Regions from separate parts of the Homo sapiens genome. Here all the other regions are linked to region 1. The links are chromatin contacts, found by Hi-C or POLR2A ChIA-PET in ENCODE. All regions are on one chromosome and are shown on one strand. Each heading gives the region's core, a stretch centred on a gene start or an enhancer-like site at or near the end of the contact. The rest is flanking DNA. Distances are from core to core; before and after follow the strand shown. Region 1 holds the start of PDAP1 (PDGFA associated protein 1). Region 2 holds the start of BRI3 (brain protein I3). Region 3 holds the start of BAIAP2L1 (BAR/IMD domain containing adaptor protein 2 like 1). Region 4 holds the start of GNB2 (G protein subunit beta 2).

Region 1 (3,118 bases), core at 193-2,692:
TTCTTCTGTAAAATGAGGGCAGTGGATTGGCTGATTGCCAAGGTCTCTTTCACACCAAACAACATATTACATAAAGTCAGGTAGTTCCCATACAAGAGGCCGATCCCAATCTAAATAGCAAAGCGTTTTTCAAACCACACAGCATTTCCTTGCTGCCAGAGAGAACCCAGGTTAAGTATTTACCTTTCAGCATAACAGATTCATCTCTCTCAAATTCATTCAGTCACTCCCTTCTGTACTGACACTTTACAAAGACCCACCCCCCCCCCGCCCACAGAGCCTCCTCTCATGAACTCTCTAAAACAACCATATAGAGGAGGAATCAAACTCTATAAGGTAGAATCAGGGTCACACAGCTGAGAATTTGCAAAACCTGACTCTGGAGGGCTCCTGACTCCCAAATCAGTGGTCTTCGCACTAGTCTCCCCTACGCTGAAGCTAAAAATAGGTGAATTCTGGTCTCGGCCCCAAGGCGCATAGTCTGTGACAAGAGAATGATCGCTTTTCTACGACCCAGGGAAATTCGAGGGCCCTGATCCAGCCTGGAAGTCAGAAGAGGCCTCTCGGAGGTGAAAATGGTAGGCGGTAACCAGATCGAGGAGAAAGAGGACGTAGGAGGTAATCAGATCGAGAAGAAAGATGTGCCGGGAGGTGTAAGAGAGATTGGGGCGCTAGGGGAAGGAGGCGAGGAGGAGCGAAGGAAGATAGTGCAGGATTGTAGGGAAAACTCATAAAAAGGACAGCATCTGAACCCAGCTTAGAAAAACAATCAGAACACAGAAGACGTTCCTACCAGAGGAAACGGCGCGAGAATCCTAGAGGAAAACCCCCAAATCTACCGTCCCCTCAGAAGAACGAACGTGGCGCCGCCTCCTCTCGGGAGCTCTCTCCGGCCTCAAGGTCCAAAGCCCGAACACATCCCAGTGGCTGGCTGAGAGTCCAGCCACTCATATCTCCCTCCAGGACGGTGCAGACCACCGGTCTCCCGCCTCAGCCGTTGCCAAGGTAATCGAGAACAGAGGGAAAACACATACCGGAAGCTCCTGGAGCTTGGGTAGCTGCTTCTCGACAGAAGGCTTCCGCTCTTCAGGCGATCTCTAAGGCATGAGGTCCTTGCGGAGCCCCGCCCTACCCGCGCGGAGATTGCGTCATCTTAGGTGTCCTCAGCAATGCCTGTATAGAATTCCAGAGCCGCTGTTGCCATTTGCCCTCACTTCCGGTGGGTGGCAGGCAGGGCCACGCGTCTTCCCGAACGGAGAGACTAGGGGCGTTGTTGCCTGGCAGCAGACGGGCAAGCCTGGACTTAGGCGGCGCGCAGGACGGTCCGACTTCGTGCGGAGGCCTCCCTGAGGTCCGGGTCCTTGCGGCCACTGCGGCCACTGAAGCGGCGGCGGCGGCTGGCCCAGGAGGAAGAAGTCGAGCCCAAGCTATTTCCGGTTCCGGTGTCAGTTCGAGGCGCCGCCGCCGCCGCCGCAGCCGCCGGAGCCGCAATGCCTAAAGGAGGTGAGGGGCGGGCGCCGGTGGCCCGCAGGCCTGGAGGGGCGGCCCAGGTCCGGCTTCCGCTGTCCCCTCAGCCCGTGCGCGTCTCTGAGAGCAGCGCAGAGGGAGGCTGTCCGCACCGGCTGAGAGCCAGGCCTGGGCCTCGACGCCCAATTGTCCCGATGGGGAAACTGAGGACTGTGGTGTCCCAGAGTCACTCCGTCAGTGGTCTGAGGAGTTTCGGAAGCTCTGGGTCCTCGCCGGCCTAGAAAGCCGGATCTAGGATGCGCTTCTCCGGGTCTAGGGGTTCTGGAATTTATCCCACTCTTTGGCTGGCTAGGAACTGAGTCACCGCGTCCCGCGCTTGTGCCGGGCCCGCCTGCCTCTCGCGTAAAACGTGGGCTTTTTCTGGCTTCGGTTCAGCCAGGCCTGCCTAGGAGGACTTAAGGAGATGCCCATGAGCCTTCCAGACCTGGTTTCGACTCCCCCGTTCGGTAGCGGCTCGGTGTGTTCCTTTGAGCCAGTCGCTCCACCTCCTGTGTCTCCGTTTTCTCATTTGCCAATGGGAATAACGATTGTACCTACCTCTTAGTACTGTTGGGAGGCTTCAACTAGGTAATCCACGTGGAGTGCGCAGTACAGTGCCAGGCAGTCGTTAAAAGTGCCCAGTGAAGCAGTAACTATTCTTATTTTTAAGGCTTTGCCAGCTCTTGATCTTGTAAGTAGGTTCATGACTGCCCAGTCCATTGTAGCCCGTCCTCTATCTTCTAGCCCGTTCTCTATCCTGTTTCCCCCTTTAGAATCGATAGTCCCCAGTTTGAATCCCAGCTATGTCACGTCTAATTCTGTGGCCCTGAACAAGTTAACCTCTTCCTCATCTGAAACACTGGGCTAATCCTTAGCTTGTTGAATTGGGGCCGGGGTGGTAAAATTATAGCGCTCATAAAGTGCCTGGCCACCTCCTGGCACAGAACAAATATATTTGTGTTGGTAGCTCATGTGTTATATTGGTTAATGCACTCAACCCACAGAAACATCTGCCTGTAGCGTTTTCAAACCTAAATCGCTTCCTGACTCCAGAGATAATTGGGCATTACAGAGCTAAATGTGTTTAAACCTAGCTCTCTACTGATTTATTCTGTGGCTGGAAAAGTCTCTCTGCTATTGTTCCCCAGTCCCTTCATCTGTAAAAGGAGGTTGCTGAATGAGCCATCCTCCCTCCGAAGTTTTACTTAATGGATACTTTGGGTAAAGGTTGGAGGTTACAACGATAAAACCTTAAATATGAATTCATAGCTAAATGGTCTTTGGGCTTGTGAAAAGCTTTTTGGGGTAGACAAGGTTTACATTTTCTTGGGTTAATCTGAAAACCACAAAAAACCGTGAAGGTGTTAAAAGTATCAAACTCCCTAAGAGCAAAGGACCAACGCTTGTTTCCATTATGTTAAGTGCAAATCGTTTTTTAAAGTCTTGAAGAGTCTACTATAAAATTACTGTGGACCAAGCTAAGGTCAGGGTCCCATAGCCAAGTGCATGAGAGGAGAGCCTATAGTAATCAATTTTGAGTTGTTACTGTTGCCTGGTGTATTAAGAGAGCAAGAAAGGGTGTTGGTTTTTTTCTTGGCACACTTGCTCTCTC
Region 2 (2,968 bases), core at 49-2,548, 1.1 Mb after region 1:
GGTCCAGCTCGTGGAAGAGCGTTTCAAGCCAACTTTGGATAAAGCAGCTCTTACGGCCGTCGCTTCTCCCACTGAGGTCTGTCCTGCTGGTGCACTTACTTCCAAATGCCCCTTCCGGGAAAATGAAACCTTCCACCACCTTCGACGATCAACTGCAGAGTAAACTTGCGGAAAGTGAAGGAAAAAGCAGACACCTGATTCCTTGCAAGTCCCAGAACAAAGACGAAAGGACCACGAGTCCCGTTGTTACCATTTCTACATCCCAATCACTTGGGGTGCAATGCCCCAAGATCTAGGAAAAGGAATCCACCCTTTTGCCCCCACAAAATGTGTTCAGAGCCAAGGGTGAGCGGACCCGCACTCTCCCACACCGCATTCGGGCAGCCTGTCTGTCCCTCCCATAAAGGGCTCTGGTCAAGATCCAAGTCAAGCCGGACCCACTCCCACAAGCAGAGCTGTGAGGTCCTGGGGGTTAGGGCGGGGGTCCTCAGAGCTTCCAGGGCCAGTCCCCAGGCTGCAGACCCACTCACCTGCAGACAGGACAGCCTCCTACGACCACGATAGAGTTGGCAGGATAGCGGGTGACGGTCCGGCTGTGGATGTTGTAGACCCTGGGATGGTGGGTGGGTATCCCTGTGGGCGGGAAAGCAGGTCATTAGGGTGCAGGGAGGAGAAATCGGACCGCCACGGGGACTACTCATCCTGTCCCCTCAACCTCCACCCCGCTAAAAAAGCCCCCGGTCTTTTCCACCCTCGGGACGGCCACCGCGGGCCTGATTCGGCGCTAATCTGCCAACAGCGAGCGCCTCGTGACACAAAGTTCATCTGGGGCAGGGATCCGGCCCCGCCGGGTTACGACGGGCCCGAGGACTAGAGCCCCGGGGGGGAGGCTGGCCCTCGGCGGCGCCGGGTCCCGAAGCCAGCCCGGGGACCTCCAGCTCCAGGAAGGACCCCCGGGCGGGCCCCACCCGCCTCCGGACCCACGTCCCCCGACCGGGCTTGCCACCTCGGAAGCCGCCGGCGGGGAAAGTTGGTTACGGGCCCACCTGTGACGAGGTAGGGGTAGGGCGGCGGCGGGGGCGCGGCGGGGATGGCGCCGTAGCCGTGCGGGCCGCACGCGTAGTCGCCCTGGCCGGCCTCCAGGTTGTAGGCGGGCGGCCGCTCCTGCAGCAGCGGCTTGTGGTCCATGGCGGCCCGGCCGCGCCCGCCGCTCCGGCCCGGCTCGGCTCGGTCGGCCCCGGCGGGGGACGCGGCGGCGGCGGCGGGGACGCGGCGGACCGGGTGGCTCGGGCCCCTCTGAGGCAGACGCGGGGCGGGGCGGGGCGGGCGCGAGCCGCGGGCTTCCCCCGCCCTCCCGGGCCCAGTCACAAGACCGGGGTCACGTGGGCGGCGGGAGGCGGGGCTCGGGGGCGGGGCCGGCGGGGCGTCTTAAAGGGGCCGCGCCCTCCCGAAGCCGCCCCGCCGGCGGCGCCTCTGCACTCCGCCCCGCCCCGCCGCCGCTGCTCTCTAGACCTCCCGTGGCGGGGAGACCCCCCCCCCCGCCCATCCCCCACGACGACCCAGAGACGCCCCATAGGGTCATGACCTTTAGGGCTCGCGGATGCACCCCCACCTCCCCCTACGCCCCGATCTCCCAGGCCGGCCGAGGTCCCCCTACCGGTGGAGGAGGGGGAGGGCGGGGCCTGAGAGGGGGCGGGGCCGGGTGGGTCCCAGGCCGCCCCAACGCCAGCCCTCTGCCCCTATGATCGCCAGCGCTTCCAGCAATACAAAGGGCACACCCGGGTGTGCACCTCAGCTGCGGCCTGCGCGGTGCTCAGCTGCGGCGCATTCCCTCCGTTTGCCTTTTTTTGGACAATTAGGTGATTGACGGGGGTAGTAGCCAGTGCTTACAAATAACTCCCCCGTTTGGGGACAAAACTATAAATACTGGGCACCTGCCGCGTCTCCTCAGTTTCCCTAATCTTCAGGCAGCCCTGCCAGGTGTTTTGCTTACCCCTGGAGGACAACACGGGATCGGGCTCAGAAGGGGGAGGGATTTGGCTGTGGCAGGTGCGGGTCAGAGCCCGTATCTAAACCTGGGTGTTTTCTGGCCTCGGGGACTGCGTCAGGCGCCCTCGTTGAAACATTTCCTCATACAAGGCTTCACGGGTTGGCCAGGACAACTTTAAAACGAACGATTGGAACGTTCAGGATTGCTTGCGTCCTTAGCGCCTCTGCACCTTTTCAGGGGCACCTGTATCCGTTACTGTATTCTGTCTCCAGTTTTCTCACCTGCATTTTGATATCACCTGCACTGTAGCTCTGGGACGACTACAGCTCTTCTCGAACCGCGCCTTTTTAATTTTTAAAAAAAAAATTTGTAGGGGGTGCTGGGGGGGCTCTCTTGCTCTGTCACCCAGGCTGCAGTAGAGTGACACAGTCATTGCTCAATGCAGTCTCGACCTCCTGGGCCCAAGCCATCCTCCCACCTCAGCCTCCTCAGTAGCTGGGGACCACAGGCACACGCCACCATGCCCAGCTAATTTTTAAAAATTTTTGTATGGGATCTTGCTATGTGCCCAGGCCAGTCTCAAACTGCTGGCCTCAACCAATCCTTTTGCATCAGCCTCCCAAAGTGCTGGAATTACAGATGTCAGCCCCTGCACCCGGCCTTATTTTTATTTTTTAATAAGGGATCATCATTCACATGTATATATACACACACATACATATATATATATATATATATATATATATCTTTTTTTTTTTTTTTTTTAACAGAGTCTCACTCTGTGGCCCAGGCTGGAGTGCAGTGATGCAACCCTGGCTCACTGCAACGTCGACCTCCGGGGCTCAAGTGATCCTCCCATCTCAGCTTCCTAAGTAGCTGGGGACTACAGGTGCACGCCACAGTGCCCAGCTAATTTTTTTTTATATTTTGTAGAGATGGGGTGTTGCTATGTTTCCCAGGCTGGTCTCAAACTCCTGG
Region 3 (2,972 bases), core at 268-2,767, 1.0 Mb after region 1:
GATTACAGGCATGAGCCACCAAGCCCAGAGGTTTTAAAAAATCAGAATAAGACCTCTGCCCTTGTTGGGTGCGGGTCTCAGGTAGCTAAATGGTGGTTCTTACTGGGGAGAAGGCTGTCACCCAGCCCAAGGTACATAATCCTGGAAGAGAGGCCCAAAGAAGGCAGCTGCCTCACCCTTGGGCAGGGCTGAGGCCGGGATGGAGACAAAATAGGGAGCCCAGGAGCCACACACCTCCACAGAGTTTGAGTGATGACAAGAAGAGAGGCTTCCCTAACACTTCAGCTCAGGTGGTTTTCTAAACCCTACAACAATCTCGTGAGTAGCATGGTTACACTGCATTGAGTTAAAGGTCGTTGTTAATGTAAAGTTTAAAAATGTACTACTGGGCCGGGCGCGGTGGTTCAAGCCTGTAATCCCAGCACTTTGGGAGGCTGAGCAGGGCGGATCACCTGAGGTTAGGAGCTCGGGACCAACCTGGCCAACATGGTGAAACCCCGTCTCTACTAAAAATACAAAAAAATTAGCCTGGCTTGGTGGCACGTGCACCTGTAATCTCAGCTACTCGAGAGGCTGAGGCAGGAGAATTGCTTAAACCTGGGGGGCAGAGATTGCAGCAAGCTGAGAGAGCACCACTGCACTCCAGCCTGAGGGGACAAGAGTGAAACTCTGTCTCAAAAACAAACAAAAAGCTTCTATCTGGGGGCCAGGCAGGATGGCTCATGCCAGGCAGGAGAATCGCTTGAACCTGGGAAGCGGAGGTTGCAGCAAGCTGAGATCGCACCACTGCACTCCAGCCTAGGCGACAGAGTGAGACTCCATCTCAAAAAAAAAAAAGTACTAACATTTCGGTAACTAGACCCTGGCATTTATTAATTTTTTGATATATCAGGAGCTTTCAAAACTGCAAGTGGCAGCCCGTTTTCTCCACCTAGGAGGGCCGATGCCCCCACGGGTCCCTCTAACTTTTGGGGTCAGTGAGCGGCGGGGCAAGAAGAGATCAATCAGGGAAATCAATACAACTGGGGAATGTGGCCCCTTCCCTTGGTCCCCAAAACGCAGGGCTTGAAGGAAGCCCTCATGGAGGAAGTGGGCCTCGGGGTCCCCGGGGCCAGCACCACGCGAGGCAAACAAGGGCTCCAGGACCACAGTCTAAACACCCCCAGGCTGCCCTTGCCCTAGCAAAACAGCAAAGCGAGCAGCCCACTCCACACCGGTCCCCACTCCAGGGTCTCGGGCCCTACGTCGCCGGAGCTCTGGGAGAGCCGCGAGGGGGCGCACCGTGGCCTCGCTGCCCTGTCCGCCACAGGTGGGGTGACCCCGCCCACTCGGGGGGCCCGCTTCCCTCTGGCCACGCCCATTCCAGCTGCCTGGCCCCGCCTCCTCCCCGCCCACCCCGGCCGGGCCCCGCTCACCAGGCCGCCTCAGGTGGGTACGCCACGCCCCTCCGGCCCTGCGGCCCCGCCCCCGTCTGCCCCGCCCGCCTCAGGTGGGGCCGCCCGGCCCGCCCAGCTTCCTCTGGCGGCGTCCGGCCGCTTCTCCTCTGCTCCTCGAAGAAGGCCAGGGCGGCGCTGCCGCAAGTTTTGACATTTTCGCAGCGGAGACGCGCGCGGGCACTCTCGGGCCGACGGCTGCGGCGGCGGCCGACCCTCCAGAGCCCCTTAGTCGCGCCCCGGCCCTCCCGCTGCCCGGAGTCCGGCGGCCACGAGGCCCAGCCGCGTCCTCCCGCGCTTGCTCGCCCGGCGGCCGCAGCCATGTCCCGGGGGCCCGAGGAGGTGAACCGGCTCACGGAGAGCACCTACCGGGTAAGCCCAGGGCCCGGGGCTCAGGGAGGTCAGGGCTTTCCACCTCGGGGTTCAGAAGGGGACTTTACGCGGGAAGGTACTTTCCCTCCCTCCAGCTCCCCTCCCCCGCGTCCTTCCACCTCTCCCGGTCTCTCCCACTCCTCCCCTGGCCCTCCACAGCCCCTCTTCTTCCTCCCCTGGCCCTCTCCTTCCTCCCAGTCCCTCCCCATCCCCTCCCCCCTACTTTTCCTCCTCCTTCCCTCCCCTCCTCCCTGTGCTTCTTCCCTGTCTCTCTTTCCCGCCCCGCTGTACCTCTCCCTCTGCCCCTCCGCTCCCCGTTCACTCTCCCTCCTCCCCTGCCCCTCGACACTGTCCCTCCCCTCCTCCTGGTTCTTCCTTCTCCCCCGTGTGTCTCCCCCTCCTCCCCTGTCCCTTCTTCTCCCCAGTCTATCCCCCTCCCTCCCCCTCCCCCTCCCCCTCCTCTTGGTTCTTCCTCCTTCCCCGTGTGTCTCCCCCTCCTCTCCTGGCCCTTCTCCGCCTCCCCTGTCCCTTCTCCTCCCCGTCCCTTCTCCTCTTCCCTGACCCTCAGAGCTCTGGAGACCACCCCCCATCCCCTGACCAGCTACACATTTTACAACTAGTGCACTTAAGTTGGGGAGGGGTCTGTTGTGCGTCGGTGGGGCCCACGTCCTCCTCCCAACTTCTTGGAATCAGTGACCCGTGCTGTCCTGGCTGCCGGGCTTAAGCCCTCCGGGACCAAAGACACAAGCTCGAGTTTCCTCTAAGAAAAGAAAGCGCCCAAGAATGTGGGGGTGAAACTCCCCTGTAATTAGGATCGCCAGGTGAGCCGAGCTCTGGGCGTTCTCCCGGGAAACGCCCTCCTCCTTAGACCCTTCCTCTCCCACCTTTCAGTTGAACTTGGCTTTTATATATGGGTTATTTGGTGAGGTTCTTGAAGTCAAAGAACAACCGAGGTTTTAATGAAATTGACCTAACCTTAAGGAATGCGTTGATAGCCGGTCTCTTAACTTGCATGTATTAGGAGAGAATTTTTCCAGACACAGACAGAGACTTAGGATTAGTGGCCTGTTTAGTTTACATACTTACAAATGAATTCCAGGTGAAATAAGATATCTGTTAATCATCTGCTATTAATAGAACACAAAACAACTTTTGTTTTAATTCAGC
Region 4 (2,798 bases), core at 1-2,500, 1.3 Mb before region 1:
GACATTTCCCCTCCTTGTAAGTTCAGCTTTCTACGCCAGTGCCAAGGGGTGACCCTCAAAATCGGGGGATGGGGGGTGCGGGCAGAACTCCTTACTCTACCCAACCCCCAGGCCCGCACAAAGCCTCTTCCACCTACTAGCAGCCCAGGCCTGGCGGCACCGCCGGAGGCCCAGGGCAGAAGGAAGCACGGCTGGAGGAAGAAACTGGGGGCGGGGGCGACGTTCTCAGCCCTCGGTCCCCATCACCCCCCAGGGCCCTCAGCAGCCCCCAGACTCTAGGGATATAGCAGCCGGCGCTCCATAGAGAAATGAGGGTGCAACCGCCTCCGCAGGTCTGGCGGGGCTCAGGAGAGTGACGGGAGGGTCCCTGGATCTGGCAGCTGGAAGGCGCGGGCTGGTGCGGCGCTGCGAAGCGCAGTGGGCCTGGCCCTCCAGCCCCTACGACCTCCATTTTGCCTAAAAGAAAGCTGGGCGGGGGGCGGGCGCCTGGGAGCTGGGCTTGGGGTGAGGATCTGTAAAGGGAATAGGGCGCCGAGGGCTCCAGTTTCGGCGAGTGGGGCCAGAAACCACGGGCAGCACCCAAATCGTGGGTAGGGTGGAGACGAAAGGAAGGGTGGCGCGCGGCCTTGCCTGCTTCTCCCCGATTTTGGAGTTGTGCAAGGCGAGGGCCGGCAGGGGTGCGACAGTGGAGGACACGAGGGGTGCTCCCCGGGGGCAGGCGGGAGGGTGGCGGTGGGGAAAGGGGGCGGGGCGGGGCCTAGAGGAAGCCCGGAATTTAGCCCCCCAACTTCCGAGGGAGCAAGAGGCAGTCGGGGCTGGGCTGGGGTCTGGGGTCGGGCAAAAACTTCGCTGATGGTGCGGGGAAGCGCACGCACGGTGGGGGGCGAGGGTTCCCCAGTTCCCCTTCCGGGTTTGGGAGCGACCGGGCAAGAGGGGAAGGGAGCGGAGGTCTGGGGAGTTACGTCCGCTCCCAGGAGGCCAGCCCCGGGAGACCGAAGGAAGAGAGGTTCCCCTGGGGGAAATTGGGGCTGGGGGGCGAGAGGACTCCTTTTGCCAGCGAAGGTACCTGTGGCGGTGGGACTCTGCGGCGGAGGTCGCTGGCGGTGCGCGGGCGGCGCTGTCTTCCTCCGCGGCGGAGGCGGCGGCGGCGGCGGCGGCGGCGGCGGCGGCGGCGCGGATGGATTTCCTCAGTGGCCCCAGCCCCGCCGCCAGCGCTGCCTCCCCAGAGCGGAGGGATCCCGCCCGCCAGTGACGCGGCTGCCGCCGCCGCGCCCAGGACCCGGCTGGGCGAGACCAACTGCCTCGCACTTGGGGGAAGCCAGGAGACAAAACCCCACCGAGGGAGCAAAGACGGGCCCAGTCGCTCCCAAGGTTCTCACCCTACGCTTTGTGGACGCAAACCGTACTCAAAGGGTTTGCTTCACGGAAAGGAGTAAGACATCCCCCCTCTGGGACTGGAGGAGGTGGTACTGGCATATGAGGAGGGTGAGACCGCTCGCTGGTCACGTGATCAGCCTCCCGCCCCGCCTGGAATGGGTGGCTCCAGACTGGGAAGGGGAGTTCGACGCCCCAGTTCCCGGTTGGGCCACGCCCCGGCCCTGAGGAGGCCACGCCCCTCACCAGGGGGCGGAGCTAAAGAGACCTGGACGGGGCCGGCCTCGAGGCTGCTGGAAGAAGAAGCGCGATTCCGAGAAAGTCCCCGAGCGGGAGTGGGTAGGGGCTGATGCGGGCGCCCCGGGAATGCCATGAGAAGGGTCGTGTCCAGGCATTTCCTCAGCCTCGCCCACTGGGCCTTTGTAGACCCCCTTTCAGGGCTTGCCACTGAAATAACAACTCATTTATTGAGAGCCACACTTTTTTTTTTTGAGACGGAGTCTCTCTCTGTCGCCCAGGCTGGAGTGCTATCTCAACTCACTGCAACCTCCGCCGCCCGGGTGCAAGCGATTCTCCTGCCTCAGCCTCCTGAGTAGCTGGGACTACAGGCGTGTGCCACCACACCCGGCTAATTTTTTGTATTTTTAGTAGAGACGGGGTTTCACGGTGTTAGCCAGGATGGTCTCCATCTCCTGACCTCGTGATCTGCCTGTCTCGGCCTCCCAAAGTGCTGGGATTACAGGCGTGAGCCACCGCGCCTGGCCCGACACTTATTTTTTAATTGGAGTACAGTGACGCGATTGTAGGTCACTGCCACCTCAATCTCCTCGGCTCAAGTGATCTTCCTGCCTCAGCCTCCCTAGTACCTGGGACCACAGGCGTGCCCCAGCCACCATGCCCAGCTAATTTTTAAATTTTTGGTAGAGGTGGGGTCTTGCTATGCTGCCCAGGCTGACATATGTTAAGTCTCACAATACTGGGAAATTAAGTGCTAACATTCTCCCCATTTTCTTTTCTTTTCTTTTTTTTTTTTTTGGAGACAGGGTCTCACTCTGTCGCCCAGGCTGAAGTGCAGTGGCATGATCTCGGCTCACTGCAACCTCCGCCTCCTGGGTTCAGGCGATTCTCCTGCCTCAGCCTCTGGAGTAGGTGGGATTACAGGCGCCCGCCACCATGCCCAGCTAATTTTTTTTTGTATTTTTAGTAGAGACGAGGTTTCACCATGTCGGCCAGGCTGGTCTCAAACTCCTGACCTCAGGTGATGTGCCCGTCTCGGCCTCCCAAAGTGCTGGGATTACAGGCGTGAGCCACCGCGCCCAGCCTTCTCCCCATTTTCTAATAGTGGAAAGAGACCTGAGGCTGCAGAGTTTAGATATGAACCCAGGCAGCCAAAACTTTACTGTACATTCCAGTTTATCTGTATG

What was found. A loop is a pair of places that touch in the nucleus more often than their neighbours do. ChIA-PET counts read pairs that join two places held with the same protein, here RNA polymerase II (POLR2A). Pooled maps may share reads with other maps.
Region 2: a loop to region 1 is called in a map of heart left ventricle, with 5 times the contacts of the local background. The contact joins the promoter of BRI3 here to the promoter of PDAP1 in region 1. A Hi-C loop is called at or near these places in 1 of 168 maps with a recorded cell type or tissue (heart left ventricle) and 7 of 50 pooled maps.
Region 3: a loop to region 1 is called in a map of heart left ventricle, with 23 times the contacts of the local background. The contact joins the promoter of BAIAP2L1 here to the promoter of PDAP1 in region 1. A Hi-C loop is called at or near these places in 1 of 168 maps with a recorded cell type or tissue (heart left ventricle) and 1 of 50 pooled maps. POLR2A ChIA-PET finds 5 or more read pairs at or near these places in 2 of 52 experiments (PC-9 and activated B cell).
Region 4: a pooled map shows a loop between it and region 1 (12-fold over the local background). The contact joins the promoter of GNB2 here to the promoter of PDAP1 in region 1. A Hi-C loop is called at or near these places in 7 of 50 pooled maps. POLR2A ChIA-PET finds 5 or more read pairs at or near these places in 3 of 52 experiments (GM10248, WTC11 and naive thymus-derived CD8-positive, alpha-beta T cell).

What each region holds. Positions count from the first base shown.
Region 1 is chr7:99,406,921-99,410,038 of GRCh38, reverse strand. PDAP1 (PDGFA associated protein 1) reads left to right here and starts at 1,442. Exons shown (of 6, transcript NM_014891.7): 1 at 1,442-1,503. The coding sequence starts at 1,491. It overlaps BUD31 (BUD31 spliceosome associated protein), which reads right to left and starts at 1,070. Exons shown (of 6, transcript NM_003910.4): 1 at 794-1,070; 2 at 1-5. MIR12119 (microRNA 12119) reads right to left here and starts at 867; the gene lies at 775-867. RefSeq lists an enhancer at 1,014-1,403 and a silencer at 1,614-1,673.
Region 2 is chr7:98,280,016-98,282,983 of GRCh38, reverse strand. BRI3 (brain protein I3) reads right to left here and starts at 1,298. Exons shown (of 3, transcript NM_015379.5): 1 at 1,047-1,298; 2 at 531-633. The coding sequence starts at 1,188. RefSeq lists silencers at 807-1,146, 1,277-1,786 and an enhancer at 1,483-2,467.
Region 3 is chr7:98,399,635-98,402,606 of GRCh38, reverse strand. BAIAP2L1 (BAR/IMD domain containing adaptor protein 2 like 1) reads left to right here and starts at 1,517. Exons shown (of 14, transcript NM_018842.5): 1 at 1,517-1,805. The coding sequence starts at 1,755. RefSeq lists a silencer at 1,184-1,843.
Region 4 is chr7:100,672,192-100,674,989 of GRCh38, reverse strand. It overlaps GNB2 (G protein subunit beta 2), which reads right to left and starts at 1,250. Exons shown (of 10, transcript NM_005273.4): 1 at 1,067-1,250. RefSeq lists enhancers at 151-230, 431-640 and silencers at 1,071-1,250, 1,501-1,580, 1,591-1,720.